Linked DNA regions of Mus musculus: region 2 is linked to region 1. A link is a loop called in an ENCODE intact Hi-C map of the cell type or tissue named here. Cell type or tissue: left cerebral cortex. All regions are shown on one strand. Links, peaks and the distances in the headings refer to the core of each region. The heading gives the core; the rest is flanking DNA.

Region 1 (15,312 bases), core at 2,717-10,716:
GCCCTTGTCTGTCTCTGTCTCTCTCTCTCTCTCTCTCTCTCTCTCTCTCTCTCTCTCTCTCTCTCTCTCGTCTTCAAATACATAGGCTTCATTCTACAGTCCTGAGTAGATTCCTGTCCAGTGAGGTCCTAGCTAGGTCCCCAGCTCGGCACCCAGAAATCTTTGAATCACTTTGAAGCAGAAGAAGGTCTAGCAGTGTACAGAAGCCCAGCAGAGGAATAGGCAGAAGTACGGAGGCATGCAGACTGAGGAAGCACACACCAGCTCCAACTGAGGCCCCCTCCACTCAGGATCCTTAGGAGAGACACAAAACAAGGACAGGGATGAAGAAGTTGGCCGCATCCCACTGTCCACTTCTCCAACAAGGACACCTCGAACTCAATTCCCTATCAGACAAGTCCGAGTTGACTCCACGGGAGGCTAGACAGCTGCCAGCTGCCAGCTGCCAGCCTGCACATTGGATTTCCGAGGTGCCCAACTGTCCTTCCCTAAGTCAGTCCACAAATCCTATTCTGCAAGTTTCCGGGCGGCATAACCCCAGCACAACCAGCGCTGCCGACAGACCACCGGTTCCAGCTGGGAGGAAAACAACACGAAAAGGCTACAGCAGCGCAGGACAGGGCCCAGTGTCCATTCCCCACCCACTGGTGGCGCTTTCTCTGGAACCAGTCTCCACCCCGAGGTTCTCTCATTCCAGAACCCTGGAGCCCAACTGGTTCCTGGAGCTTGCATCTCCGCGTACAGGCTCAGCGGCTCACTGTCCTGGCTCAGCACTGCCCACGCGGTACTCACCTGGCCTCGGTGCCCAGGGAAAGGAAGGCGAGCCGGCGAGAGGCGTGAAGCCCAAGCCGATCCGAATCTGTCCGTGCCTGCTGCACTTTCAGGACTGCAGAGGTCCAGCTAGTTGTGGCGCTGAGTCTAGAGGGAGTAGAGGGAAAACCAAGACCTTGGGAGAACGCGATGCGACCTGGCAGCCGCAGGAGGCGAGGCCCCGGAGGTTAGCAGCCGCGCGGTACCGAGCCGGGAAGCCACGCAGCTTCGCTCTCGCTGCAGCCCAGACTCGCGGGATCCTGGCCCGCAGGCAGAGGCGCAGCGCAGGGAAGAGTGCGGGGCTGAGTCTCTGCTCGGAACCCGAGCGCCTCCCGGAGCCCGCAATCCCCCGCCCGCCCCAGTGGGATGCAGGCGGAAATTGAGCTTGTGTGGAACGTGGGGACCGACCGGGCTCCGAGTCTCCCGCGCTGCGGTGAGAGCGGGGCCCACGCAGCCGGGACCGGAGGGGGTGCGGTCCCAGTGCCACCCCCGCGCCACTCCCCACGTGGCGGCCGCGCCCCCGGGGCGTGAATGTGTACGCGGGCGGTGGTGGTGGGGGTCATGAATGAAGCCCCAGCGGCCAATCAGCACTGCCGGCGCGCGGGACCCCGGGAGCGAGACCCAATAGCGAGCTCCGGGTTGCAGGCCCCGGCGGCGGGCGGGCACGGGGGGAGGAGGCCGGGGCCGGGAGGCGGGAGGCGGCTCCGCGGGCAGCCAATGGGCGGCGGGCGGGGTGGGGCTCCGGAGCGCCCAGCGGGTCCGGGCTTTAAGCCGGCGGAGCGCGGCGGCGGGGCCCGCAGACGGAGCGAGGCGGCGGCGGCGGCGGGGCGGCGCAGGGCGCGGGGCGGCATGGCCACCACCGCGCAGTATCTGCCGCGGGGCCCCGGCGGCGGAGCTGGGGGCACAGGGCCGCTCATGCATCCCGATGCCGCCGCGGCGGCGGCAGCGGCGGCCGAGCGGCTGCACGCGGGGGCCGCGTACCGCGAAGTGCAGAAGCTGATGCACCACGAGTGGCTGGGCGCGGGCGCGGGCCACCCCGTGGGCCTAGCGCACCCTCAATGGCTACCCACGGGAGGAGGCGGCGGCGGCGACTGGGCGGGCGGCCCGCACCTGGAACACGGCAAGGCAGGCGGTGGCGGTACCGGCCGAGCTGACGACGGCGGCGGTGGCGGCGGTTTCCACGCCCGCCTGGTGCACCAAGGGGCGGCCCACGCGGGCGCGGCATGGGCACAAGGCGGCACAGCGCACCACTTGGGCCCCGCCATGTCGCCGTCGCCCGGGGCCGGCGGGGGTCACCAGCCCCAGCCGCTCGGGCTGTACGCTCAGGCGGCCTACCCCGGTGGCGGCGGCGGCGGCCTGGCCGGGATGCTGGCGGCGGGAGGCGGCGGCGCGGGACCCGGCCTGCACCACGCACTGCACGAGGACGGCCACGAGGCACAGCTGGAGCCGTCGCCACCACCGCACCTGGGCGCACACGGACACGCACACGGACATGCACACGCGGGCGGCCTGCACGCGGCGGCGGCGCACCTGCACCCGGGCGCGGGCGGTGGTGGCTCGTCGGTGGGCGAGCACTCGGACGAGGATGCTCCCAGCTCCGACGACCTGGAGCAGTTCGCCAAGCAGTTCAAGCAACGACGCATCAAGCTGGGCTTCACCCAGGCCGACGTGGGACTGGCGCTGGGCACCCTCTACGGTAACGTGTTCTCGCAGACCACCATCTGCCGTTTCGAGGCCCTGCAGCTGAGCTTCAAGAACATGTGCAAGCTCAAGCCGCTGCTCAACAAGTGGCTGGAGGAGACCGACTCGTCCAGCGGCAGCCCCACCAACCTGGACAAGATCGCGGCGCAGGGCCGCAAGCGCAAGAAGCGCACGTCCATCGAGGTGGGTGTCAAAGGCGCGCTCGAGAGCCACTTTCTCAAGTGTCCCAAGCCGTCTGCGCACGAGATCACCGGCCTGGCCGACAGCCTGCAACTGGAGAAGGAGGTGGTGCGTGTCTGGTTCTGCAACCGGCGGCAGAAGGAGAAGCGCATGACCCCCGCGGCCGGCGCGGGCCACCCGCCCATGGACGACGTTTATGCGCCTGGGGAGCTGGGGCCTGGCGGGGGCAGCGCGTCGCCACCTTCTGCGCCCCCGCCACCCCCGCCGGCCGCGCTGCACCACCACCACCACCACACACTGCCCGGCTCTGTGCAGTGACCCTGCGGACTGGGTTCCCCGCCGGCGCAGCGGTGCCTCCGGCGCGCAGTTAGCGCGCGCGGCCTGGACTCTTTTTGTTGTTTATTCGGTTTTGCTTTGGATTTTACAAAAAGGAAAAAAAAAAAAAAAAAAAAAAGCTCAGAAACTTTTAAACAAAACCAAACACCCGGGACCGACCCCTCTCTCCAGCGAGCGGCGAAAGGCGGCCGAGAGGCTGTGTCGCCCGAGTCCCGGGAGAGAGCAGCGGAAGATCCAGAATGCGCCAACTCACTCTGGGCGCCCTGTGCCCACTGCCTGCTCCCTATCCCCATCCCCTCGACGACCCCCGCCCCTGCCCCTGGGCTGTTCGGGGCCGGATCCCGGCAGCGGCCTCCCCACAGCGAAAGGTAACGCGGTGCGGGGTTAGGGATTCCCCGGGAGAATGGACGAAGAGAGGAGAGTCCCCAGCAGCTCTCCCGGGCGCGGACTCCCTGTAGCCTGCAGGTCACGGGTGGGGGCTGTCACTTTATTCTTTCCGCGCCTCTTCTCTCGCACCTGGACGCGCCCCACCCCCTCACCTTTTCTCCGGGCTTGGTTTTTTACGGTTTTTATTTATTCGTGGAGCCTCTCGGCTCCTGGGGTCCTTCTAACTCCGCCCGCGCCCTTAATTTAAATCGCTGTATGCTGTATTTATCGGGGCCCCAGAGGGGAGGCCGCGAGAGCCGCATCTGTGTATAAAAGCAGGAAATAGCCAAAGCTTTAATCTAGCCTAATTTATTTTCCCTTTCTCTTCCCCTCTCCTCCTTCAAGAACGCAAAACAAAAACAAAAAAAAAAAAACTAACAAAAAAATTTTTTTTGAGTGTTCATTTTTCGTTTCGTTTTACCCGAGCCCTCGGCTCGGTTCCTGGCCTAGCAGAGAGGGTCTGCGCTCCCACGCACACCCGGGTGGGAAGGGGCATCTCCACCCGCAAGACCGAGCACGCATCGCGGGCCACTGCTTCCCCGCCGGGCCTTGCCCCTCCTGGCCTTAACGAACGAAACTTGGAAAAGTTGGAACTATTTTTTAACTAGCTGTAGAAATAAACCCGTTCCCCCCAAGAACCTTGCGCCTGTTTCCCTACCGCTTCCCCCTGCTCTCTTTCCGGCCCCCGCGGGATGCGGGATGCTGGGGGAACCCTGGGGAGAAATTCTCCAAATTTGGGGTGAGGTGGGAACCATGTAAATATGTGAGATATGTACACACTGGCAGGGGGGGAAGAAACACTTTGTGCTTGGTTTTTATTTTTTGGTTTTCTGGGTTGTTCTCCCTCCCCATCCTAAAGGGTTTGTATGCCCGACTAAACCGAAAAAGATATTTTAATATGGTTTCCTAATTTCTGACCCATCTCTATTTATTTTCTGGATGTGTTTGGAGCTTCCCCCTTCACCATTTCTTCATCTGTTTGTTAAGGTTTCAGCTTAAATTTTGTTTTTATTTTTTATTATTTTCAGAACAATGTTTTGGTCCATTCTCTTTGTATCTTTATTGCAAAAAATAATAATAATGTAGACTGGGAAGTTCCCTTTATATTTATGTTATAGTAAATATTTTATTACTCACATAAACATGTACCCCAGGGCTGTGTCCTGTTCTCTTTACTGCTAGGGCTGGGCTTGATTTGCAGGAAGCGGTGAGAGTCCCCAGCCTGTTCCTCTCCTGAAGTTCTGGGCTCTGAAAGGAAGGGAAACACCAGCCTCCTTCTCGGTCAGTAACAGGACTGCCTGCCTGTTGCTTGCTTGGTCAGCAGTTGGGCACCTGGCCCAGGTACAACAGTCTAGCAAGAATCACATCCTGTTCCCATTGCCTTCAAAGACCAGACCAGGGCCTAGGATAGTAAAAACCCTTGATAACATGGAACCTGGGGTCAGCCATGAATCTGGATACAAGCTGACACTCTTCTCAGCCAAAGCAGCAGATCGCCTCTTCCTGGATTACCAGCCTTGCCTCCCGTGCCTGACACCCCAACCCCTAACTTTGATTTCACCTTGTGTCCCATGAACGGGGTCCAAGCCAAGTTTCAGAGTTATAGGGCAACTGGAAACCTAGTCAGGGGCTTCCTACCCCCAATTGGCTCCATCCAAACAAATGGTACCCAAGCCCACCTAGATACATTGGACTTCTGACAAGTTCGGTCTGAGGTCCATTCAGTAGTCCGGCAGAACTAAGTCCGCTTGGGAGGGAGTCTTGCCTATTTGCCTTGGGCAAAGCTAGCTCTGCTTTGCAAACTACCAGTCCCATACACTCTTAGTGGTGGAGGCATAGACTATGCTGCAGGAAAAGCTTGTCATAGCTCCTGGGTAGACAACTAAGAACAGCAGGGAGGGAGAGATGAGTTTGCTGTTGAAAGGGGGAAAACCAACATTCTGAGATGTTCTCAATGCTTCAGTGGCCACATCACTCAGAAAGTCTCCATACTGGGGACAGGTCTCAAGTTCAGCTCAAAACCCAAGGTAGCATCCAGTCAACATAATTTTTTTTTTCCCTTTAAAACATCCCTTCCTGTTTCTTCCATAGCACAGTTCTTTTCCCTTCTCAGGAAAAATACAAAGTTCTTACTCTGTGGAGCAAAGTTGAAGGCACTGTGGGTTCGGCTGGGGAGAAAGTTGTAGCCCAGGCGAACCTGCGTGCCTGGGAAGGCGCTCACGTCCAGGTCTTGGGAAGCCCTTGGCTCTAGCTAGTGGACTGGGTGATGCCCAGAGTCAGGTATTCCAGGACCCCCAAACCTGTGGTCTTTAGCTGGGCTGGCACATCAGTATAACATACAAAACTTTGATGCCGTCCCATATTCCTTCCTACCCCCTAGTTCTCCCACCCCTAGATTTGTCCCTGACTTGGGGAATGGGGCCGTCCCAATATGGAAGCAAATGAAACTTGGCTTTCCAGTCCCTGCCCTGCCAGCCCAGAGCCTCTGCAGGTTTTGAAACTGGGAAACTGGAAAGGCCTTTCACAGGCCTCTTCTCTCCAGTTGACACCAATTGATTGATTGATTTCCTAATTGTCTGCTTAATCTTGTACAAGAGGGTGGGCTTATTATTGAAGCAAGTCAACTCAAAAATAGCAAAACAATGCAGCCCCCCAAGAGCCAGCAGCAGCTGAGGGATAGAACAAAAAGAAAGAGGGGGAGGGAGAGGATCCTGCACTGCAAGGGTTTGGCTTAATGAGATACCAGCCTGGGATCTCTACCCTGCTTCAGGCAACCTAGGAACCCAAAGTCCTAACCCTTCCACAGAATAGTTGAAGAAAGGCACATCAGTTGTGGGCTTCTGGGTTTCTTGGATGTAGGTCTACCTGCCTGTGCCAGAGTTCCTCAGACTTCGGTCTGAGAAGTGCATCCTTCCATTGCAAACTTGGAACTTCTGAGGCCATCTCTCACCCTTGACACTCAAAGTTATTTCCTGTAATCACAGAGCAGGTCAGTAGAACTTGACTGGTTGCGTGAGAAAACATACCTGCTGATATTTGTGTCTTCTGCTGTGTGTGTGGGAATCCATGACTGGTCCCAGAGCCACATGGTACGGGGGAATCCATCTTATTACTGGGAATCTGATCTAGAGTATTTACAGGAGTAAGGGCCTCTTAGCGCTGGAAAAGGAAGGAAGGAAGGTAGCCATTGTGGTCGTTAAGGCAAACCCAGAAGGCACCCTGTCTTGAGCACCAAGCCCTTCTCCCTCATCTCCTGCCGCAGGTTATACAGGCTTCTGCGCTGCGCGGTATGAAGTCCAAGCCGTCACCCTTTTGTCCCTAGAATTCAACTCAGTGTCCACAGGTCTACCCGACTCCTAATCATAGCTCCCAGCTCGGAGCTACTTGGAAGTTCCTAGACAGGTTCTAGGTCTGCGTAAGAGAAAAAGCAAGGCAATGTGAGCCACCCAGGGCCAATCTTCTTCCTTCCTGAACTTTTCACAGTAGGACTTGAGCCCCAGAAAGGAGAATCACTTAGGCAGAGGGTGAAGTGGGAGGGGTAATCTAGCCCAGCTACCCCCAGAAGTTTAGCCAAGAGGATCTTCCCAGAGTTTCAGGTTAGAGGCAGCTTAGAGACACTTCAGTTCCTCACCCAGCGGTTAGTGTTTCTCAAGTCTCGAGGGCTTCCCTAGTGCCACTCAAGACTCCATGTGGGAGGACTGCCCTCTATTGGTCCCTGAGCTGGGACATGACACCCAGTCATCAAAATGACCTAATTGTTGCGCATGCCCTTCTCCCAAGTCAACTTCAAGGTGATGGCTGATGGTAGGCTTTGCTAGCCAGAGCAGAGGTGAGTTTCAGGCCCCAAAGGAGGCAATCCTGTTTCACACACAAATGTGCTGGTTTGTGGTCCCATCCCTTTCCCTCTTCCACCCTGCCCACTCACACAGCCATGCTCAGAAACCCACTACCACATGCTGCCTCTTTCATCTCTCCTGCCCACACACATCCCCACCTCTCCTCTCACCAGCTCAACAGCTTACACACACACACACACACACACACACACACACACACACACACAGACACAGACACAGAGCCTCACCTACACCACTGTTTGGCCACCCAGACCCAGCTTTCTGGTTGGTACTGAACTCTTGGGAGTCCAGGCACCTGACCCCCGTACTGTGTAACTAAACACATTACCATCTGCTGTCACATTTAGCCAGACCCTCTCCTTTCCAGGTTTCTAAGCATTCACCCCGCAAACCACTTTCTAAATCCATCCCTGTCCGACCATCATTGCCCCAGCTCCTCCCAGATCTCTCTCTCTCTCTCTCTCTGCTCCTTTCCGATAATTAAAGTTAGGCTGTGTGTTTGTATGTATGTGTGATCTTATTTTTTAAACACACACCCCCACACATACATATGCGTGTATATATACAAACACACACAGCAATTAGCTCCAGCCTCCACCGTCATGCTAGAACAGTAAAACCTCGTTATGCACAGGTCCCCATGCGCCCCTGTGATGAACCCAGATTCACCTAGTCATGGGCTCCTGATCTCTCTCTCTCTCTCTCTCTCTCTCTCTCTCTCTCTCTCTCTCACACACACACACACACACACACTCTAGCATTTCATGAAGTAATACCCACTGTATACTCCAAGAGTAGATAACCCACCCCCTGCTTCCCACTTCTCTTCAGAGAATCTTAATGGACTCTCCTCAAATGACCCAGGGCCCCGGAGCACTGTGCTTACAACCCTTCCCCTGCCCACCCCATCTCCATCCACACAGCAGTGGACACAGCTCCCTGCTGAGCCTGACCAGGGTGGGTCTGGGTTTTATTAGGCTGCAGAGACAGCACGGAGGCATATGGTCTCGTACACAAGAAATAATGTTCATGTTAAATCAGACCTCATGCATAACGCATGAGCCTGATCTCACATTATTTTGGGTGTTCGTCAAAATCAGTGTTCTTTCTTGTAAGGACTCCTGAAAAGAAGGGAAAAGAGCGTTGGCTAATTACACCCACAGCCCGGACCCAGGGATCCCAGAGCGCCCTGGGAGCCTCCTCTGCCCCACGTCACCCACCAGTGGGTCCTGTCCCTCTCTCCCACCCTATCTTCCCACATGGAAAGAGGGCTTGCCTCGGGTTTGTAGCAGGCATAAGGCCCCGTGTTATTTTTATTTCTTTTCTCTCGGCTCTCTGTCCCTGGAGGGTTCTGGGGAATAGCGGTGGCTCCGTTGCTCTCTCACACCCGATTCATTTGCCGTTTTATGAACTCCCGGTTGATTCATCGCCTCCCTAAGTCAATGACTCACTCCTGATGGCTTCTCAGAAATCCTTCTTGAAGGACTCCCGGTTATTCAGCTTTGAGCGGGAGCCTGAGCCGAGGTAGACCTGGACCTCGCACAGCACAGTCCCTGCTCCCTTGGCCTGGAGTCACCCTGCTTGGGTTTTTGCAGAAGCCGAGCTGGGGAGGACGGAGTACTCCCTCTATGCAGAAGCTGGGAGGACCTACCCAAGCTGGGAGGACCTACCCAAGCTGGGAGGACCTACCCAAGCATCCCAGCCTGTGGCAAAGCTCCCTTCGGCATCCGTGGATCACCTGCCGTCTATCCTCATCAAAGCTCCAAGAAACTTGCCGTGACTGGGGAGGCAGAGCACAGTTATGGGACCTGAACCGACAACTCACTCACGTTTCCATGCCTCAGTTTCCCGGTGTGACGCTAATGGCCGTTCTGTACTGTAGAGTTGTTTTGAGAATTAAGTGGGATAATGCTCAGAATACTTAGCATAAACGATGAATAAATCAAAATCGTTTTATTCTGAGGCCTGGGTTCAGAAGTTAGCATTCAAGGAAGGACACCATAAGGTGGTGTTCCTCTACCTCTGACCAGGGACCCCACTTTTTCCAAGGACACTTTTATATAATATACACCCATCACTCACCTTACACTTTATGTTGAGTGCCTTACACAATATAGCCCCATTTTATAAAAGAGGAAGCTGCAGCCAGGAGAGTGTTAGCTTAGTCAGGGCAGCAAGATTAGTAAATGCCAGCAATTGGAATAGAAGCCATTATATCTGACTCCTGAGCCCCAGTTTGTTTTATGCTAAGGCCAATGGCAAAATAGTAGTCAATGTTGAGTGTTTGTTCAAAGCAAGAAAAGGAAAGCCCCAGAACGCAGGCGTGGAAATCGGGAATCAAGGTTGTTAGAGCCAGCTAACTGGGTAAAATCTACGGCCCCCTCTCCACTACCCAGAATCAAATAAATCCCAGGAGGCTAAAGAAAGTTGGATAACTTGCCAAGTTAGGAAGATCAGGAAGTCCCCCTATTTGGCCCTCTCCAAGCCTCCACATCACTGAGCAAACACATTGTAGCCAAGGATGGAGACCTAACATCTGCCCAGGCATTCAGCCTCATGGTCCTATCCACTAGCCGTGAGTCTTACAGAAAGTTCCTTAAGTTCTCCATACCTCGGTTTCCTCTTCTGTAAGCCAGGATAAGAACAGCATCAGCCCCACAGAACTGCAGTGAGGACTTGACAGTTGAGAGGATATATAACATGAACACTCAGAGCCTCCCGCATCATGAGTACCATTAAATGTTAGCTGTAAAAAATAATTTTATATGTACAGTGTGTATTAATGCTGAGCTATTGCAGAAAAAAAATGTCAAGTGCTTCCCCTAACACTCCTGCCTTTCTAAAATGATTTCATTCATAAAACCACTCTAGGATAATTAGGTCTAAAATCCCCATCCCCATTCCACAGGTGAGGACACTGAGGCCCAAGGATGGTAAAGGCCTTTCTCAGAGGGACCCAGAAAATCAATGACAGGCGCAGTTCTTAAGCCTAGTGCCTAGTTCCAATTTGTGGCAAACCTGCTCCCCCAACCATGTCTTCTGAGGCTATAATACTAAGCCCTGTGTGGCAAGGCTTTGTGCTGGGCTCGCAGAAACAGCACCCAGACAGAGGCATTAAACTGAGCCAGGACGAGTGGATAGAGGTTTGCTCAGGAGTCCCTGGATCTGGGCCTGATCCCTGAGACAAGTCCCTGAACCCTCAGACCATATCCACTCACCCTTCCTGAATCCTGAACCTTTCCGCCTTTCCCACCCTGTTCAGGACGCTCCTCTAGCAGGCCGTGGCACACTTTTGACCCTAGCACAAAAGATTCAGTGCAGGGCTCACGGCCTCTAAACCCGATGGAGTCCCAAACTATGAGATTAAAAGTCTGACTGAAGCTTCCTTCAGGTCTCCGTGAGTAGTTTTACTGCAACCCTAGCCAGAGGTTAAGCAGAGGTTAACCAGCCTCAGACATTTGGGGTCACCAAATGGATCATTTGTCACCTTGGACCTCAAACTAGGAAGTAACCATTCCTCCATTCACTTATCCATCAGTCCGTTCTCCAGCCAGCTACTCCTCCATTCACCGAGCCACCCACCTTTGCATGCAGCCATTCACCTACCTACCTATTCAGCTACCCACCCATCATCTGCCATCCATTCATCCGATCTTCTTGCTTAACGAATGTCAAGAAGGCTGATGGCCTCTAACCTCCACGCTCTTCTAGCTTTGTCTCATTCCCTTCCTGCCCCTCAGCCATATAGGGTGTTTGAGAAAACGGTGTAGAAGGTAATGATGAAACCTGTTGTCATATCTACGAAGTTGTGTGAGTCCAAGTGCTGGAACTTTCCACACTCCCCTCCTCTCCCCAAAGAAGCTATAGTTGATACAGCCTGTGGCAAAAGTCTAGATGGCCTTAGTTCTCATTTCTTACCCCAGGAATGTCAAGTTCTGGGCTAAATGTAAGGGGTTTCAAAGGTCACTGGGAAGAAGCAGCCTAATAGCATAGCCTCTTTCAAGGCCAGCACTGGACTGCCTTTTTCTATCGAAAATGCCAGGCACCTCTAAACACCAGGGCCCTGCGGGGTGACGTTCTGTTTCCAGCCCTGTCAGTACCGGCATGCGCACTGGGAGCAAACCCCTGCGAACCCCATCACCTCAACTCCTACCCGTGCAATATGGGGGTCTTTGGCAGTTTTGAGGATGTCGCCTGCCCTCTAGCCTGGGTGGGCCTGCTTCTTTGACAATGGGGCTTCTCTGAGCAGCCCACACAAGAAGAAAGATAGGAGATGACGTGGTTGGTGTTCAGGGCCCTGAGGACTCAGCTCGAGCTGCTCAGCCCCCCTCCCCTGACACAAACAATCCTCAGTTACCTCCCCCTCCTGCTCCCCAGAATCTGGGCACAGCTGGAGCCTGCTATGCCCTAGCCACCCCATGAATCACCGCTCTATGGTCCACGGGGGAGTGGTCCAGGGAGCATCCTACGCTTGCTCGGGAGGAGTGAGGGCCAGAACTGCAGCCCTCAAGCAGGCAGTGTCCACAGAAACAATGGGGGCCTGTGGCTAACAGGCGGAATGCAGCTATTGTCCTGCCCTGGCCCCCAACCCCAAGGCCCCAGGTCCCCAGGCCAGGCGGCCTGGCGTGAATCAGTGCGTCAGACTCTCGTGTACCAGGGCTGGGCACACATGACCTGCTGCTTACCTTCTCTGGGTAAGCAGGAGGGTAGGCTGATGGGCCAGACCCCCACCTCTACAGCCAACCTCACAAAGGATCCTCCTGCACAGAATGAGAAGCGAGATGGGACCCACGGGAGTAAAGGCAACCTCCAACCTACCCATCCCTAGGATGCTTGAGACCAGCAGCTCTGAGACCCAAGCTATACATCACAGTGGGGAGGAGACCACATTAGAATAATGCAGGATTAGAGTGGGGTTGCTATAGCGACGTATTAGGGCAATACATCTAGGGAGCCCCAGCCCCTTGGTGATGTATGGCTCTGCTCAGCTGTGGGGAGCAGGGGGAGGGGACCTGTCCCGCCCCTCCAAGGGAGAGCAGACACCGAACACTCTTCATTGGAGGAGAGCATCTGCGTTAGACACTAAAAATAAGCATCTGAGGACCCCGTCAAGACTGAAAAGTGTACCCTGCCAACTGCCACTGTCCTGCATATTCAACTTGATGTCAACTTCAAATCTCAGCTCTAACCATAGCCTCAGCCTCTGCCATCCCTAACCCCAGCCCATGAAGTAGCACCAACCCTCCAGCCCAGCCCCACCAGGCTCCCACATTTGCTTCATTGCTAAGGACTGGTCCCATACTGTCTCCCTGAGTATCTGATGGGACTAGATGTGTGTGTGTGTTGGGGGGGGGGGGGGATCAAGGGTCAAAGAAAAGAACAGAGCCAGACCATAGTGGTCTGTGACTTTAATTCCAGCCCTTACACTTGGAGGCAGAGGCAGGCAGAACTCTGAGTTCAAGGCCAGCCTGGTTTACAGAGCAAGTTCCAGGACAGCCAGGGCAACACAGAGAAATCCTGGCAAGGGTGGGGATGGGAAGGAAGGAGAAAAAGGTTAGGGGAGAACAGAAGGGAAGGAGATGGGCAAGCTCCTGGAAACCTCCCTAGTAAAATCCAGAGTCCATCTTAGGCAAGTGCTCCCTCCTCTCCCAGTGGCCTTTGTGCTGACCCCTGGCACCCCATTCTGTCTAATCCAAGTCTATCTAGCATCCCTGTGTATGATCTCAGGGCTATAGAGAGGCTGAACAGGTGGACCTACTGGACAAAAAGAAGAAGAGCCTGCCAATAAAGAAAGACTCAAAACCAACCAACCAAACAACAGCCAAAAACTTTCCCTTTCCGATAATGTTTGTACAGGTATGAGACAAAGTCGGGTGGCAGGCTGCCTCCTAAGCACACGCTCAAGTCATTTGTACTGGCTTGCTCCCCTCTGAAGCCCTGCATCTCAACACCTTAGGGACATCATGGAAGATTCTCTAGAGACAACACCCATTGCTACATTTACCTTAGAATTGTAGTGAGAGGGGAAAGAAAGAGAAACCTGTTTCAGAACCAGACTGGCTCTCTTGACGTTCCATGTATATTAATTCCATCTATGCATCGTGCGTGGGCATATGTGTTGAAGTGCATGTGTGCAGGGTGTATGTGTACATGTGTGTGCGTGTACATGCCCTGCGTCCTCACTCATTGCCTTTCCAGTTTATTCATTGAGTACAATACTTATACAACCCCCTCAAAGTCTTCTGGCTTTTTGTTGTTGTTTTTGTTTGGTTCACTTCAAGGCGGGTTCTTGCTACGTGACCCAGACCAGCCTTCAACCCAAGATTCTCCTGTTTCAGCCTCACAAATGCTGGGATAAAAGTGTGAGCCACCGGGCTGGTGAGATGGCTCAGTGGGTAAGAGCACCCGACTGCTCTTCCAAAGGTCCAGAGTTCAAATCCCAGCAACCACATGGTGGCTCACAACCATCTGTAATGGGATCTGACTCCCTCTTCTGGAGTGTCTGAAGACAGCTACAGTGTACTTACATATAATAAATAAATAAATTTAAAAAAAAAAAAAAAAAAAGTGTGAGCCACCATGCCAACTTTATCCCTTTTTATGTTTGAAAATAACACTGAGCCTGGCCTCCTGGATGAAACAAGATGTGTCCAGGAGACCCAGCCTCTGCCGCTGCCAGACCCAGACCAAAGCATGAGACCAAGTAGAAAGCCCGGCCTCGTCACTGGTGCTAGACCCCAGAGAAGTCAGGTCTTCTTCATTCCTGATTGAGAAGAACTCCCAGACATGATTCTCTCTCTCTCTCTCTCTCTCTCTCTCTCTCTCTCTCTCTCTCTCTCCCTCTCTCTCTCTCATTCAGCCCACGTGTGCTCCCTCCTCACAGTCAGCCGGACACACACGAATACATTCAGAATGCGTCCACTCTCACCCGTGGTGGAACAGAAGGCTGAAAGGAAGGTAGTGGGAGGGCAGAGTGTGTGCCCAGAGGGCAGTTCCTGGGGTCGGGTGGCAGGGTGCCCAGGGTACTGAGTGGGCAGGAGACCTCATGGCTTCCTCTCTTCTCTAGCCAGTGACCAAAGGTCAGCTCTGGCGGCTTGGCCACGTGCAGTCCACCCACAACCCTGGTCAGGTCATGTGAGACCAGGACTGAGGCTTTGTCAACACTCCATTGTCTCCCAGAGCCCAGCCTCTGTGTGTGGTAGGGGGAAAACCCTCTCCAGCCCAGGCGAGCTGGTGAATCTCCAGAGCCATAATAAGCTCCCAAAGAAATGCTTCCACTGGGGAGTCCTTCAAGCATGATGATGATGATGATGGTGGTGGTGGTGGTGATGATGATGATGATGTCATCGTCGATGCCCTACAGGACCCCATTCCTCTTTGAGACTTCACATGATCCTCAAGAAGTGGTGAGGAGGGCCCTCCCTTGGCATTGAGAGAGGGAGCAAAGGGAGGAAGGGCCTCCTTTCCTCTGTTCTCCTCGGGGCAGATATGCCATCATGTGACCCCAGCCCCCCCCCCACCTCACCCATTCCACAGATGCTCTGGGGGGAAAGAGAGAGCAAAGAAGGCTGAAATATGGCCCTGAAGGTCATCTTGCACGTCAGCATTGGGACGCGCCCCGGAGCCCCTTGTGTCCTGGCTCCCAGCCTGGACCACAACACAGGCCCCATTGACTCCTGTGTACCCTCTTTCCCAAGATGCCCACAAAGTCATGGGCTCATGGTTCCTAGCCACAGGCTCCTGAGCCCCCCAAGAAGGCCAGGGTTGGCGAGAACATAAACTGCACCTGCACAGGAGTCTCTCAAGTCCAGGCTGAAGGTCATGGCCAACCTTTAGGCTTTATCCTACCCAGTCTGAAATGGAGTCAAATGGAGACCCAGGTAGGGCACGTTCTCTGCCAGTTCTCTGCAATACAAAGTCCTATGTTTTCTTTAAAGCTAGCCCCTGACTCAGCCCTTACCACTGAAATGTAAGGCCAAACCACCCTGGTCCACTGTGTCTC
Region 2 (15,312 bases), core at 4,912-12,911, 340 kb before region 1:
CCACCCCTACCCCCGGTGTAGTCCCTAATCTTGGTCATCTTTCTGGCCTAGGGATCTGCACAGTTTGTTCCGCAAGGCTGCCCTGTGATGGAAGGTCTTCTGGAGTTGTATACATGAAATTCAGTCCCAGCTCACCTCCAGGGAGGGAAGAAATTTGTAGGGTGAAAAATGGAGCCTGTTGCCCTGGAGAAGATGGCCGCGAACGCCAGCTGAGTCCTAGTCTGAGAATGTTAGTGAGGAAAGAGCTATGACAGAATGGGTATAAGCCAGCTAACCTATGGAAGTGGGCCATTGAGGGTGGTTTGAACCAGCAGGCATGAGGGCACATGCTGTGGAACAGAGCTGTTCTTACAGCCTCTCCCCTGCCCAGGGCAGGAACTGACAGAAGAGTTGACCAGCATCCTTTGCTGCTCCATCTCTCTTTTCCCTGAATCCTCATTCTTCCTTTCTTCAAATTTTTCCTTCCTGCTTCTATTTCTGTTGTCTGTCTGTCTCTCTTTACCCCCTCTCTGTGTCTCTCTCTTGTCTGTCTCTCTCTGTCTCAGTCTCTCTTGTCTGTCTCTCTATCTCTCTTCTGTCTCTGTCTATCTCTGTCTATCTCTGCCTCTCTGTCTGTCTGTCTGTCTGTCTCTCTTTCTCCCCCTCATCCCTCTTCCTTCCCCTCCCAACCCCTCCCTCCTCTCTTTCTCTTCCCCTTCCTCCCTCCTGCCCTCCTTTTTCCCTTCCTTTCTTCCCTCCCCTTTTCCCTCTCCTTCCCTTCTCTCTTTCAATCCCTTCTGACTTTCTGCTTATCTTCTCTTTGTTTCTTCCTTCAGCCTGTTTCTGTGACTCTCTCCTCCTGCTGTCTTTTCTGCCTCTACCACAATGTCTGTGCCCCTCAGACCCTGTGATAATTCGAAGGAAATATACCAGACATGCAACAACTCACCACTCAGGCTGGTTGGGAGTTGGCTTCATTATCTGTTATCTTGGATGTCTCCTGTGTCAATGTCCCCTTCCTCAAGTGGAAGTCTCTTCCCTACCCCATCTGAAGGGCAATCTCTGCATCCATTGTGGGGAAAGCCAAGAGCAGGTGATTTCTACAGTGGGCAAATAGTATTCATAGATGAAAATTCATATCCACAGATATAAAAGAATTTGCTTTAGGAATTATTTTAAAAGCTGGTGCACTAAAACTGTGATACAATTCACAAAATTAGTTTTTTGAGCAGCTTCTCTGCAGAATCCCTCTTGGGTATGGTGAGTTCATATCCGACTCTTCAATTTCTGAGAGCTAGGGAGATGATTCATTAGGTAAAGCGCTGGCTGTGGCAGCATGAGGACCTGAGTTTGGAGTCGCAGGACCACATAAAGCTGCGTGTGGTCACATACACTGTAACCCCAGTGCTCCTCTGCTGAGATGTGGAGACAGGAGAGTGCCTGGGAGCTCATACCTAGCCTGGTATGCACGGACAGAACAATGAAGAGCAGGTTTCAAACAAGATGGAAAATAAAGACTGACATGAGGTGCTGTCTCCCATCTCCATGGAATGCCATAGGACGTGCATGGCTGTCTGCACGTGTGTGTGCACACACAGACACACACATGCACACACATGCTCACTCGCACTCTCATACACAAGAAGAAATATCTAAAAGTTTAGATCTTTGTTCCTTTAAGAAACAGAGGAGAGGCAAACTTTTCTTTGAAGACAGGTTGATGTACTGGGGGGAGGGGGGAGATTTTAAGTCCTGGCCTTTAAATCGTTTGGATTTAACTTCTCAGCCTCTCCATTTTCATCTATCAAATGGAAACAATAAAGCTACCTGGCAGATATGTCATGAGGAAAGAACCCGTTGTCATAGGTAAGGCACAAGCTTTTGAAGCTGATAGGATTGAAAGCCAAACAGGAAAGTCTCAAGAACCTTGAGACTTTCTGATCACGCTTAGCAAAACCATTAAGCTTTAGACACTGGATGCTAACCCTAAGGTTCTCTGCAATAATTCCTACAGAAGTGCCATCAGTTCCTGAAACTAGATGATGGGAAATGTATTTGCAGTTGACTTGTAGGAAGCTATTCACCGCCCACTATTGTTCTGTTTATTTACTTATTATTATGGGGGTGGATGGGTAGGAGTGAGTGTTGTGGTGCCCAGGAGGAAGTCAAGAGGCACTAAGTGTAGTAGGTTCTTTCTGTGCATTCCAGGTTGTCAGGCCTTTGAAGTAAAGTACCTTTACCCACTGAGCCATCTCACTAGCTCTGGCCCTGCTCCTCTTAAGGTTTTAGTTAACAGGTACGTTGGAAGTGATGTTTGGAAGAACAACCATGTTCCTTAGAGACAAAAACTTGGTGTGAGCTACAGATACAAACAAAACAAATAGACACAATAGCATCTACCATGCTGCAAGTATCTGTGGCTACCTCAGCATGAACTAACTTGCAACCACAGATAGGGAATTGCTGAGGGTGAAGAACTGATTACAGCCATTTTTAGGGCTGGAGGGAACCCATTGTGGAGAATGGAAACCTCAGTCTAGATCAGCAGATCCCAAACTGTGGGCCACGACCCCAAGACAGACCCTTTCACGGGGGTCACCTAAGAAAATCAGAAAACACAGATATTGACATTATGATTCATAACAGTAGCACAGTTACAGTTATGAAGTAGCAACGAAATAATTTTATGGTTGGGGGCCACCACAACCTGAGGAACTGTGTTGACGGATGGCAGTGTTAGGAAAGTTGAGAACCACTGTTCTAGATGCTTCCAGTGACCACAAGAGCTGCAGCAGTTTCTCGCCATGCGGATGAGGAAAGAAGGGCCCCCACCGGAGGGAAGGATGTCTATGGATGGCTCTCAGCAGCGTCCTGTTGGTGACCTGAGCCCAGAAGGCTTCCCTAGACTCCCCCACAAGGATGTCTCATTCAGCAGGGGATTCACTCTTAAGCTTTTGACAACAGAGTCAATGGAGGGAGCTAAACGTCTGGGATCAATGAAAAAATTAATGTGTGTTTCTTGGAATAAATCCAAGCTAGCTGGGCTTAAACAGTCACAGATACTAGTTAATAATTAGAACAAAAGATTAGAATCAGAGCCAACTTTTAATTTCATTCAATTCTACCCTAAATACACTAGCTTTTTAAAAGTAAGTTTCCATCTCTACTGCATGTATTAACATTATTTTTTTCCAATCTCTGCCAACTAAAATTCTATCCCATCTCTCTAAGTCTGCTGGTCAAGGCCACTAGTGACCACCAATGTCCCCAAATCCAGTGGCCACTTCTTGAGTTGTTATGTGACCTACCTACCAAAAATACTCAACACAGTGACCCCGGGCCTCCATTTTTTGCATACTTTAAACACTTTATTTTGAAATGTCCAAGAAAATTACAAAACACATGAATATACTCTATCCGGATCTACTTGGATAGCAGCTGGATTAGCCGTTAGCCACTTTCTCCTTGGTGTGACAAGATACCTGGTTTGTTTTAGCTCACAGGTCACGGTGTTGGGGAGTCCTAGACGCAGCTGGCTACATTGTATCTGCACTCAGGAAGCAGAGAGGAGATTTGGCTTCAGCTCAACTTCTTGTTATTCAGCCCAGGACCTCAGCCAGCAGAACGATGCTGCCCACAGCTGAGACAGGGCTTCCTACCTCAATTCACCTAATCTACATAAGTAATGTCTCCTAGGAAAATTCAGAGACTTTTCTAAGTGATTCTAGATCCTGTCGGGCTGACAGTTAGTGTTAAACCAGCCCGCATCTTACCATGCTGGTGTCAGCTCCTCTCTAGAAGTGTAGTCTCGCTGTCATTTTGACTGAATTATTTAAGGGTGAGCTACAGACATCATGGCCCCTCACCACTTATGTTCCTGTCCTCTAAAAGCCAGGGAATGTACCATAGACACTACGTATTAGTTAGGGTTTCTATTGCTGTGACTAAAGCAAGCTGGGGTGGGGGTGGGGGCCTGGGGGTTATCTGGCTTACACTTCCACATCACTGTTCATCATCAAAAGGGGTCAGGACAGGAACTCAAACAGGGCAGAAACCTGGAGGCAGGAACAGATGCAGAGGCCATGGAGGGATGGTGTTCACTGGCTTGTTCCCCATGGATTGCTCAGCTTGCTTTCTTAAAGAATCCAGGGATAGGCCCCTCCCACAATGGTCTGGGTCCTCCCCCATCAATCACTAAGAAAATGCCCTACCTGTTTGCCTACAGATTGACTTATGGAGGCATTTTCTTACCTGAGGTTCCGTCCTCTCAGATGGCTATAGCTTGCGTCACATTGACCTCAAACTATCCAGAATACGATGCTAACTGCATTATTCTAATTATTATGTATTCTAATTTCCTCAAGCATCCCAAGTAAAACCTTAGACTCAAACCTTTCCCATGCAGCCTCCAGCTGGGCTTATGCGTTTCTGGTACTTACCATAGACTCGATTTCCTTTCGTCCAGAACTATCCCCAGTCACTCTTCGTTTTGCACCGTGCTAGCAGTTTTTGAAGGGCTCAGAGCAAGCATTTTGTAGAGCATCTGTGTTTTGTAGAGCGTCTAGTGCTTTCTCGGGATAAGGGTCAGGAGACCCATCTCTGGAGTGAACGCAGCAGAACTTGTACCATGTTCTTCTGAGGGTGCTGGCCATTGACGGCCCGTTGTTATCTTGCTCCATCTCTGGCGCCATTCACCTTGATGCCTGATAAATGTGGCACCCTCCTGGCTTCTCTACTGCAAGTGGCTTATCTGTGCTTTTCCTGAGTGTTCTGTGTGACAGACTTTGATCTGGAGCCTAGTGAAGTTTTATCTCCACCATTTTTAGATCCGTTGACAATATTTGTCTAAGTCAATTGCTGTCAAATAGTCTATTTTAAAATTATTTTAAATCATATGTGTTGGTATCAGTATGGGGTATGTGGACAAGCGTACAGATGAGAAGAGGTGAGGAACAGGAGTCAGAGTCCCTGGAGTTGGGGTTACAGATGGTTGTGAGTTGCCTGCTATGGGTGCTAGGAGTTGAACCCAGGTCCTAAGCAAGATCAGCAAGTGCTCTGAGCCAATGAGCTCCATCTCCAACCCCATTCTCAATCTCTTATTCTGCCATGCGTTCTGTATGATTTAGCTGGTCTCATTCTGAAGGGAAGAATACAGAAAAAAACTCCCCTGCTCTTGCTTCCTTTATTTTGTATTAAAATAAACCTCACAAATCAATTTTTATCTGAATGAGTTATAAGCCTCTACTGTTTTTACTCATTGAAATGTTTAAATTATTCCAAATAAAGCTTGCCTCTGGTGTCCCCTTTGATGTACTGAGAAATTGAATATACAAATGAGTGCCGGCTAGATTACATACAAAACTAGACCTGCAGCCCACAGTCTGGAGCCACCAGCCCCCAGCCCCATTTTTTGCAGTTCAGAAAACAATCTCGAGCAACCACAACCAGAAGCTAAGCAAGCCAGGCAGTGGTGGTGCGTGTCGTTAATCCCAGAATCTCAAGAAGCAGAGTCAGGCAGATATGAGTTCAAGGCCAGCCTGGTCTACAGAGCAAGTTTCAGGACATCCAGGGCTACATATAGAAACTCTGTCTAAAAATGAAGAGGAGGAAGAGGAGGAGAAAGAGGAGGAAGAAGAGGAGGAAGAGGAGGAGAAAGAGGAGGAAGAAGAGGAGGAGGAGGAAGAGGAGGAGGAGGAGGAGGAGGAAGAGGAGGAGGCAGCTAAGCAATGAGTCCCCTATCTCCTAATCTATCCCCAAAGCCTCTGATTTTGATTCTTGCTTCCACTTTATGTCAAGTCAAACCAGAGAACACTGATGAAGTCCTGCCCCTCCTCTCACAGGGTGCCCTGCCTCCCCAGCTTCACCACCAGCAGACTCCAACCCGGGCAAACTCAAACCCTTCCCTTGCTTCCTCTTGTGGCTTTCTCACCCTTCTGATTGCCTGAGCCGAGGTGACAGTGGCCCTTGACCACTGGTGGCTTTGTATGGCCCTGTGGTACTTCCATCCTGAACTTTCCCCATCAGTACGCCCTTCAGCACTCCATTGATGCACCCCCTTGTCCTTTGACCCTAGAAGCTTCCAGGCTCATCATGTTCTCCCCTTGCCCCTCCCACCTAGTTAGATGTTTTTCTGTTGAGAACCCTACACTCCCTGTAGCAGGACCGGATGCTTAGAAATCGAGGTCTCAGGGCTAGTTGCACCCATTGTCGTTGTGGTCACGGTCTTTTCTTCAGAATACTTTCTTCAGAGGCAGATGGAGGAGGAGCTCTGTGAATTTGAGGCCAGCCCAATCTACATAGCAAGTTCGGACCAGCTGCAGAGCAGGAGTCTGTCTCAAAACAAACAACACCATCTATTCTCTTCTCTAGGAGATGATGACATTACAGGTTCCAGGTTTTAATTCAGCTTCATCTGACTTGCCTTCACACTCCGTTGTCTCTCACCCTTTCTTCTGGAATGTTTAAACACCCTGGTCTCAGCCTAAGCAGGCTTCTTTTCTCTAAACTAGGATAGCAAGTTTAATACTTTTATCTGTTATATATCATTTATCACTTATTATTTATTGTTGACACAGGACCTCGAGCTCACCGTGTAGCTGAGGATAACCGTGAGCTCCAGCCTTCACCTCCCAAGGGCAGGGATTACAGATGTGTCCCGGGCCTGTTTGTACAGTGCTGGGGCTGGAACCCAGAGCTTAGTGCCTGCTTGGCGAGTCCTCTACCACCTGGGCTATTTAAAAATATATTTATTGGACACAGGCAACGCAGTGAAAAGAACTCAAATGACTGAAGTCCTGGATTCAAGCCCAGACATGTCACTGACCAATCATAAGGACCAGGAACTCTCTAAAGTTAAAACTCACTTCTCCACATGGGATGAACGGATACATATAAAAGCACTAACAAGGATTGAACCTCCACAAATGACAGTCGTGGGATCCAAGTGTGCTGAAATGTGCCCACGTCATACATCTGTGACCAGAAATGAGCTGGTGCACAGGAACGTCCGGAGTTGGCACCATCTGTGTTTATTGCTATTCTTATTTGTATTATTACAATGGGCTACTTTTCTGGGATTCACATTTCTCTCTGTGAGGCCAAAAGCCTAATCTGGATATTTCAAGGTAAACCCTGCACTTCCCGACTTAGAGTGGATGTGACCCTCTTCCTTCTCCTTTCCCTTCCTCAGGTGACCTTGGCTGAGGAGATGGTGATATGAATCTAGGCAGAGGAAGAGGCCATTGCCTTCCCATTGTGAAGGGAAGGACTTTCTCTTTCTTCCCCTGTTCTGTGTGTGTGTGTGTTTCTCTGTGTGTGCACACTTGTGCACATAAGCACATGCATGCTTGCTCGTGTGTTCAAGCACATGCATGTAGAGGCCACTGTTTCCCTTCGGAGGCTTTTCTTCAGCATTGCTAACCTCAGGTTCTGCTATGCTCTGTTATTCTGTGCCTCGCTGTGTTTTTGAGACAGGGTCTCTCACTGGCCTGGAGTTCACCAAGGCTGCAGTCCTCCAGGGTCTGTTCATCTCTCCCTTCCCAGCTGGGACTACAATGGCCCTTCACCACGCTCAGCTTTTGTGTGGGTTCTGAAGTGCCAACTCGGGGCCTCACGCTTGTTTTGCAGACTCTTTACCAACTGAGCTAACACCTCAGGCTCAGATGCTGGAGACGGGATCTTGCCATGTAACCTAGGCTGACCTAGATCTCACCATACAGCCCAGTCTTCTGTCAAATGTGAAATTCTCCTGCCTCTGCCACCATGCTCTAGCCTCCCCAGGGCTCTATAGTAACAACTTTCAACCCTAGCACCTCCCCCACACTACTGCCTGCGAATGAGAATGGCAGGCAGCACAGTGCCTGCTCACTGTCTCACCTCTGCTTCCTTCAGATCTTGTTGCCTGCCTTCCTCTCACCATGCTGGGAAGGCCAGGCAGCTAGCACACAGACCTGGAGCCCGGCTGGCTGTGTCCTTCAGTCAGCCACAGCCGCCACCTCACCTCCCAAAGCCAGGTGGGATCAGAGGTCCCCCAGAGCCTAGCTCACAGCCATTTATATCTGGGGAAGCCAGGTTGGTGTCCTCCTCTCCTTTGAGACTTGGGCTGGCAAGTTTTTATCAACTCGACACAAGCAAGGGTTACCTGAAAAGAAGGAACGTCGATTGAGTAAAGGCCCCCCCCCCCGTAAGAGAGGACATTTTCTTGAGTGATGGTTGGTGAGGGAGGGCCCAGCCCACTGTGGGCAGGGCCACCCTTTGGCTGGTGTTCCGAATGGTGTACAAGCATAAGCTGAGGGAGCGAGCAAGCCAGGAAGCAGCATTCCTCCACGGCCTCTGCTTCAGTTCCTCTCTCCATCTTCCTTCCCTGCTTGAGTTCCTGCCTTGACTTCCTTCCTTGATGGACTGTGGTCCCGATGTATAAACTAAACAAACATTTTCCTCCTCAGGCTGCTTTTTTTTTTTTTTTTTTTTTTTTTTTGGTCACGCTCTTTTTCACAGCAATAGAAAGTAAAGTAGGACAGAAGTCCACCCCTCCCCTTCTCGAAGAGCATCTGACTTTTTCTTCAGGCTCCTGTGATCGCAGCTGCACACCCACCCAACCAAAGATTTAACCCAAACACCAGGAGGGCTCAGCCTCTTCTCAGGGACCAGCATCTAAGCTCCAGACACATCCCCTCCTACTCTCCATCTCCCATCTGATCCATCTATTTTGGGGAAGGAAAATACACTTACGTCATCGTGTATCCCTCCCTACTGTATGGTTTCGGGTATAAAAATCTTTGTCACACGGACCAGCGAGGTGGCTCAGTGCATACAAGCATCTGCTGCCAAGTCTGATGACCTGAGTTCAAGTCCCCGGGACTCAGATAGTAGGGACAAAAAGAACCAGCTCTCTTGAGTTGTCCTCTGCTCTCCATGTGCATACTGTGACGTGCACACAAAATAACAAGATGGAAAAAAAGAGAGAAAGAAAGAATAGAAAAGAAAAGAAAAGAAATTAATCTAATTAATCTAAGTTATTTGAACAACATCAAATTTGTCTAAATAAATAAATGATTGATTGATTGATTAATTAGGTCAGTGAGATGGCTCAGCGGAGAGGGCACCTTCCACCAAGACTGACAGCTTGAGCTGAATCCCAGGGGCCCAGGAGGTAGACTGGAGACAGCAAGCTCCTACAAGTTGCACTTGAACCTGCACCAAGATGCTGTGGCACACATGTGTACCCATGCTCACACACACACACTAAATAAATAAAAGTGCACATAAAAAACAAGCCATAACCACCTTTCTTCTTTTTTAATTAAAAAAAAAAACCTTTAGTCTTCAATACTAAATATCTCCTCAGGAAACTGTTCTGGGGTGTTTCTGGACCCTTCCACACACAGGCCTTTAGAGAGCATTGACGATCTAACACTATAGCAACAAAGTAAAGCCCTCAATGCCTGGATGCTCTGGGCTAGGTGCAGAATCTCTTTTGCTTCTTCCCTAGGCTCCTTCACTGGCCATTTAGGCCTTGTGCTATCATCCTATATGTTACAGATTGAAGATAAAATGTCCCCCACAGCTCATGGATTGGATTCTTGGTCACTAATTAGTGGCACTATTTTGAAGGTTCTAGAAGCTTTAGAAGGTAGGGCTTAGCTAGATGAAGGACACACTAGGGGTATGTCCTAGGGTGTTGTACCTTGTTCTGGATTCTTCTCCCTCTCCATATCCCCCTCCCTCTCCCTCTCCCCCTCCCCCTCCCTCTTCCTCTCCCTCTCCCCCTCCCTCTCCCTCTCCATCTCCCCCTCCCTCTCCTTCTCCACCCACCACCCCCTCTCCCTCAGCACAAGCATGCATGTGTGTGGGTGAGAAGGGAAGAGAGGAAGGAGAAGGGGGGAAAGAATGGGTACTTGTCAAGAGGACATGGAAACCAAAGTTATAAAAATATTCAATCATAGCATCCCCAAAATAAAGTGTTAGCCCACACTGATATAAATAAATATGGGGGAAAATAGCAAAGACATATATTTTACACACAGAAGAATCCTAAATAATTCATGTAGCGCTTTCTATCTCAGTGATATGGGCCATAGCATCCCAGCCCTTTGTATGGATTATGTCCAGTAACTTCATTCAAAGAGAAACTATATAGAAGGGAAAGTGGGTGGATGGGTGGAGAGGAATGTTAGTTAAAGACAAACTGACAAACACTCCCTTACTCAGGAGACAAAGTCAACAGTGGAAGCCATGTTGCCTGGGTGCTGTTGAACTGATGGGGTGAAATGGTACCTTACCCCTGTTTTCTTCTGCTCTGAAATCCTTGTGCACAGTGTAGAGATGAGCAAGATGTTAGAAGTCCTGAAAAAGAGGAGAAAATACTTCAGGGGGGAAAGGGGGGTTATATCAGCTTAGAGTGGTAAGGGATTCCATCTATAGTGGAGGGAAGCACGGTGGCAGGAGGGTGAGGTGGCCTGTCACGTTGTATCCTTAGTTAGGAAGCAGAAAGGAATGCTGGTATTGACATTTCTCTTTTTAATTCAGCCCAGGACCCCAGCCTAGGGAATGGCGCCGCCTACTTTTAGAGTTCATTTTAGCTTCAATGAACCTAATCTAGAAGATCTCTCACATGCATGCCCAGAGGTTTCAGTGATTCAAGAGCCTGTGAAGTAGACAGTCAACCATGTTAACCAGTTCTTGGAACAGTCAAGATCACCCCAAAACAAAGAAGCCTAAGGAAGTGGCCCAGACAAAAGGAGCCTAAAGCACACATGATGACCAAATGGAGCACAGTGTCCTAGTGGAATACAGAAAAGGGACACTAGGTAAACAACTATGTGCTGGCACACTACTAATCGCTCATTGAGGGCATCCTGCTAACTTAGGGTTTTAATAATGGGGAAACTGGCTATTGGGTCTATGGGAAATCTCTAGACCATCTTTTTAATTTTTCTGTAAATCTGAAACTATTCTAAAATAAAAAGGATTATTTCTTTAAAAAGCTCACTTAGCAGTATTTTAAAATGTGTGCGTTTTATTGGATAAAAATAATACCTCAATTTTTAAAAATGAAAAGAAAAAAAAGCCCCGGGGAACTTGGGAGATTTTTTTTCTCAACGTAGTTCGCGAGTGATAAAGATAGAATGGACTGAATTTCGCCATGAATTGCCCCACCCCAATTCATGCTCTGAAGCCATAATCCTTGATGTGACTATATTTGGAAATAGAACTTTAGGACATAATTAAGGTCATATGAGGTCAAAGGATGAGGCCTTAAGTCTAAAGGATCGGTGGCCTTACAAGAAGACGATTTATCCAACCCCAACCCCACCCCCGTAAGCGAGCAAGAGAAGGCCTCGAGAGGGTAAAGCATTCATCTCCAAGCCAGAGATCCAGCCACCGCTGTGCACGCCCCACTCGGCTGGACCTTGACTTTCAAGTGTTCAGAACTGTGAGAAAATTAATTCTTACTACTTAAGCCGCCCAGCATGCAGTGAGCATTTCATTATAGACGCCTGAGCAGATTAACACTGCAGCTTTAAAAAGAACAATGCTCTCACTCACTGAGCACTGTGTCCGGAGACCTGTTAGCAGAGCTTTGCAGACAGCTAATCCTCACAGCCACCACCATAGGCACTTGGGATCCATTACGTCCAACCTGCAGCTGAGAATCTCCACCTTGAGAAGGGAAATCCACCTGCCTGGGTTCCCACGGCTGACGAGAGCACATGTGTGCCTTCGTGTGGTGGGATCCATGGACCCATGTTTGCTGTCCTGTTCTGCCACTCTCTACCTTATTTCCTCAGACAGGGTCTCTCACTGAATTTGGAGCTTGCTGCTTTGATCAGCTGTGGTGGCCAGCAAGTCCCCAGGAATCCTCTGGTATCCCCTGGTATCCCCTGCCCCTCCCAACACTGCAGGGTTACGGGCTATACTTGACTTTATATGTGGATGTTAGGTATCTAAACTCAGGTCTTCATGCTTGCATCACCAGTACTTTTAATCACTGAATCCCCATTCCCCCATATATTTCCTGTCCAGGTCTTAAAATCACCCATATCTCCTAGGATCCCTGATCTTCTTATGGAAAGTGGTCTTAGACCCTGCAGCCTGGCACAGAGTGTCATCATTGCTATGGATGTGTCCCAGCCCGTAGGCCCTCCCAGTGACAGAGACAGCAGTGTGCATGTGTGTCCATGCTAATCTACGATTATATCATAGCTGTACTTATTTTTATACATTAGTCGTCCGACGTTGGGCTGCACATGGGTTCACACTGACTTCAGCTCTGGCGTGTTTCTGTGTTTCCGCAGGATTTTCGGGCCCTCCCCCGGTTCACTTGCAACCTCTTCTACCTTCTCTCATTCTTCTCACCATCATCCACTTATCCAGCTGCCTCAGTCCATGTGCTCAGCCTGTGAGCTCACTGGCCCAGACCCCATGGGAACCAGCTTCACTCGCTGCAGTACCACACTTATTTACAGCTTTTTTACCCTTCCCATCTCCTCATTTCTAAAATTATTGAGAACAGGCTCTTTCTCTACCTCTCGTTTCCATGGGGCTCTTCCATGCACTTGTAATATATTTAGATTGCTCTGTGACATCCCATCTCCATCTCCCCAGATTATTATTTTATTTTTTTAATTTGAGTACATTAAGCACACTCTGTGCTGAAAAGTTCTGTGACTTTTGATAAACTCATAGCATTGTCTCTACCTCAACATCACTTGGAACATTTATGCCCTTCTCCCACTGCTTCACCCAGCCAACCCTTCCCCCAGACAGCTGCGACCTCTTGTCCCTTGCTATAGCTTTGTTCTTTCCAGAGTGTCATGGAGTCTCCATCTTTTCATAGTTTCTATCATTAGCAACACACAGCCAAAACTCATCCAGCCAGGCACGATGGCGCATGCCCATAATCCCAGCACTCTGGCGGCTCAAGTGGCCAAGTGAGTTTGGGGCTAAACCTGGCTACATACAGAGACCTTGTTTCAAAAACAGGCTGGGGCATCAGGAACAGATGAGGTAGTTTCAAGTGCCACCACGCTTGACAACCTGAGTTCAGTTCCTGAGACCCACAGGGTAGGAGAAAATCAGCTATCACAAACTGTCCTCTGACCGCACACAAAACACCGTGTACACAACCACACAAATACACTAAAGAAATAAACCAACAAGCACGATTTTAAGGTAGAGCTGGCAAGAAGGCTTACATAGTAACAGTGCTTGCTACCAAGTTTGATGACGTAAGTCCCAGCAACCATATGGTGGAAGGAGAGAAGGGACTTCTACAGTGTGTCCTTTGACTTCCACACAGGTGCCCACACACATGAACTCATATGGATGCCGCATATTTGTAGTTGTACAGGTAAATATACAAATGTAAAACCTCTTTTGGATTAAAGATTTTTAAATAAGTGTTTTTTTTTCAAAGATTCATTTTTTTAAAAATGCCTTGGTACCTCAAGCCTTTTCACCACTAAATAATATTCCATTACAGGACTGAACCACCGTGTGTGCATGAATTAATCGGCTGAATGACACTCGGCTTTTCCAGTTTTGCTGGCTGTAAATAATGCTGCCCTGGGTGTTTGTGGGAAGATTTTATTGTGGGGAACAGCCAAGAACTGTTGGCAAGGCCACAGTGAGCTCTGTGAGTCCTCCAAAGGGCATCTATGGTCAGTCTCTGGGTTCCTGTTGCCTGGATCCTCTCCAGCACAGGAAATTGCCCTTGTATTTATTTGATTGTTTAACCCGTCCATTCTGCTAAGTATGCATATTCCTACAGTCATGGCTGTGTTCTGACTTCAGTCCTCTAGTGACAGAGGATGGCTCCAATTCACATCTTTCCGTATGCTTTGTTGGGATTGCCTTCATAGAGGAGACATCTGTGTTAAATCACGAGTCCAGTGAGGTAGCTCAGCAGGTGAAGGCGTCAACCGCCAAACCCAATGACCAGAGTTCAATCCCTGGGTGGGACCCACAGTGGAAGGAGAGGACAATCTCCAGCAAGTTGTCCTCTGGAGAAATAAAAAAGAATTCATGAAAAATGTAAATGTGAAAAAACGTAAAGACTTGTTATTTTAGATACTAGCCTTTTATTAGATAAATATTTTTTTAAAAAAATATTTTCCCCGCAGCAGTCCCTCTTACAGAGCAGAAGTTATTAATTTTAATAAAATCCAACTTATCAGTTTTTTATTTCACGGATCATGTTTTTTGGGTGTTATATCTAAAAACTCATCACCAAGCCAAGGTCACAGATTCCCCTCTCATAAGTTTGGTTTTGATAGATAAATGCCTGTGTGTTATGGTTTAGTTGTCCCACCCCTCCCCCACCCCCACCCCCAAAAAAGATAAGTCCTACTTCCTATGAATGTGAATTTACCTTTAAACAGGGTCCTTCTGGGCAGGGCTGATCAAGTTAAGATCAGCTCACAGGTGTAGGTCCTCAGCCAATGTGGTGTCCCTGGAAAGAGGACCGGGCATGCGAACATGGGGTATCGATCAGAGAGCATGGGGCAGCATCCGCAAGCCAAGGCCACCAAGAACTGAAGCCTTAGCCGGCGGCGCATCCTCCCTGACTCCTACCCTGAGGGGATGCTCCAGAAGAGTCATCCCTCTGTAGCCAGGTTCCTGTCCAACAGCAACCTAAGGAAAGGGTTCGCTTTGGTTCGAAGTTTAAGGGGACCGTGAATCAAGGGGAGCAAGGTGGGAGGCGGAACTACAGATGAGTGGAGCCGCACTGCATCCCCAGGCAGGAAGCAGAGCGTGGGGGATGCTGGTCCTCAGTCGACTTCCTGTCTTTTACTCAGCACGGGACCGCAGTCCGTGGGATTTGTGATGGTGGTGCCCACATTTAAGTGACCTTTCTCTTATCATCAAACCTTTCCTGAAATGCCTTCATACACATGCCCAGAGGTGTTTCCATGGTGATTCCAGGTCCCATCCCACCTACCGGTGTTTGGGACTTCCAGTCGCTAGGAGTAAATGTCTGTTGTGTTGTTGTGTTAAGATTCCTGATGAGAGCACCTTGTGGGGTTTGAACACACAGGACCAGTTGACCTCCATCCTAGCATTAATATTCCTGACTCTGCAGGGAGCTCCTTTGTCCTGTGTGTGGTGGTTAACTTCAGTTATCAATGTGACTGGATTGAAAGATGCCTATTTATTATATTGATAAAGCATACTTCTGGGAGTGTCTGTAACGGTGTTTGCAGAGATCAGCGTGTGAGTCAGGGAACTGTGGAGGAAGTGATCTGCCCTGAACCTGAATGGCAGGCAATAGGCTGAGGGCTTGGATGAAACAACAAAAAGTAGAAGGGTCTGGAGAGATGACTCAGCAAAGAT

What was found. Peaks named below come from ENCODE experiments on the same cell type or tissue, not always from the same donor. Only the 100,000 strongest peaks of a DNase experiment are listed, where the experiment ranks them.
Region 2: it touches region 1 in a loop (3-fold over the local background); 2 of 42 quality-filtered maps call a loop at or near these places.

Annotation. Positions count from the first base shown.
Region 1 is chr4:124,656,048-124,671,359 of GRCm38, forward strand. It overlaps Pou3f1 (POU domain, class 3, transcription factor 1), which reads left to right and starts at 1,599. Exons shown (of 1, transcript NM_011141.2): 1 at 1,599-4,608. The coding sequence starts at 1,660. The coding sequence ends at 3,009. Gm38545 (predicted gene, 38545) reads right to left here and starts at 12,145. Exons shown (of 4, transcript NR_168615.1): 1 at 11,996-12,145; 2 at 9,922-10,056; 3 at 8,587-9,186; 4 at 8,247-8,431. It overlaps Gm2164 (predicted gene 2164), which reads right to left and starts at 1,440. Exons shown (of 11, transcript NR_168006.1): 1 at 793-1,440. In left cerebral cortex, for the core only: a CTCF peak has its summit at 7,156 (motif pointing left); DNase peaks (open chromatin) are centred at 3,274, 3,424, 4,022, 7,173 and 3 more places; H3K4me3 peaks cover 2,251 bases.
Region 2 is chr4:124,317,853-124,333,164 of GRCm38, forward strand. It overlaps 1700021L23Rik (RIKEN cDNA 1700021L23 gene), which reads right to left and starts at 14,868. Exons shown (of 5, transcript NR_166446.1): 1 at 14,351-14,868; 2 at 10,260-10,323; 3 at 8,710-8,901; 4 at 929-1,079. In left cerebral cortex, for the core only: no CTCF peak of the experiment used is centred there; a DNase peak (open chromatin) is centred at 8,654.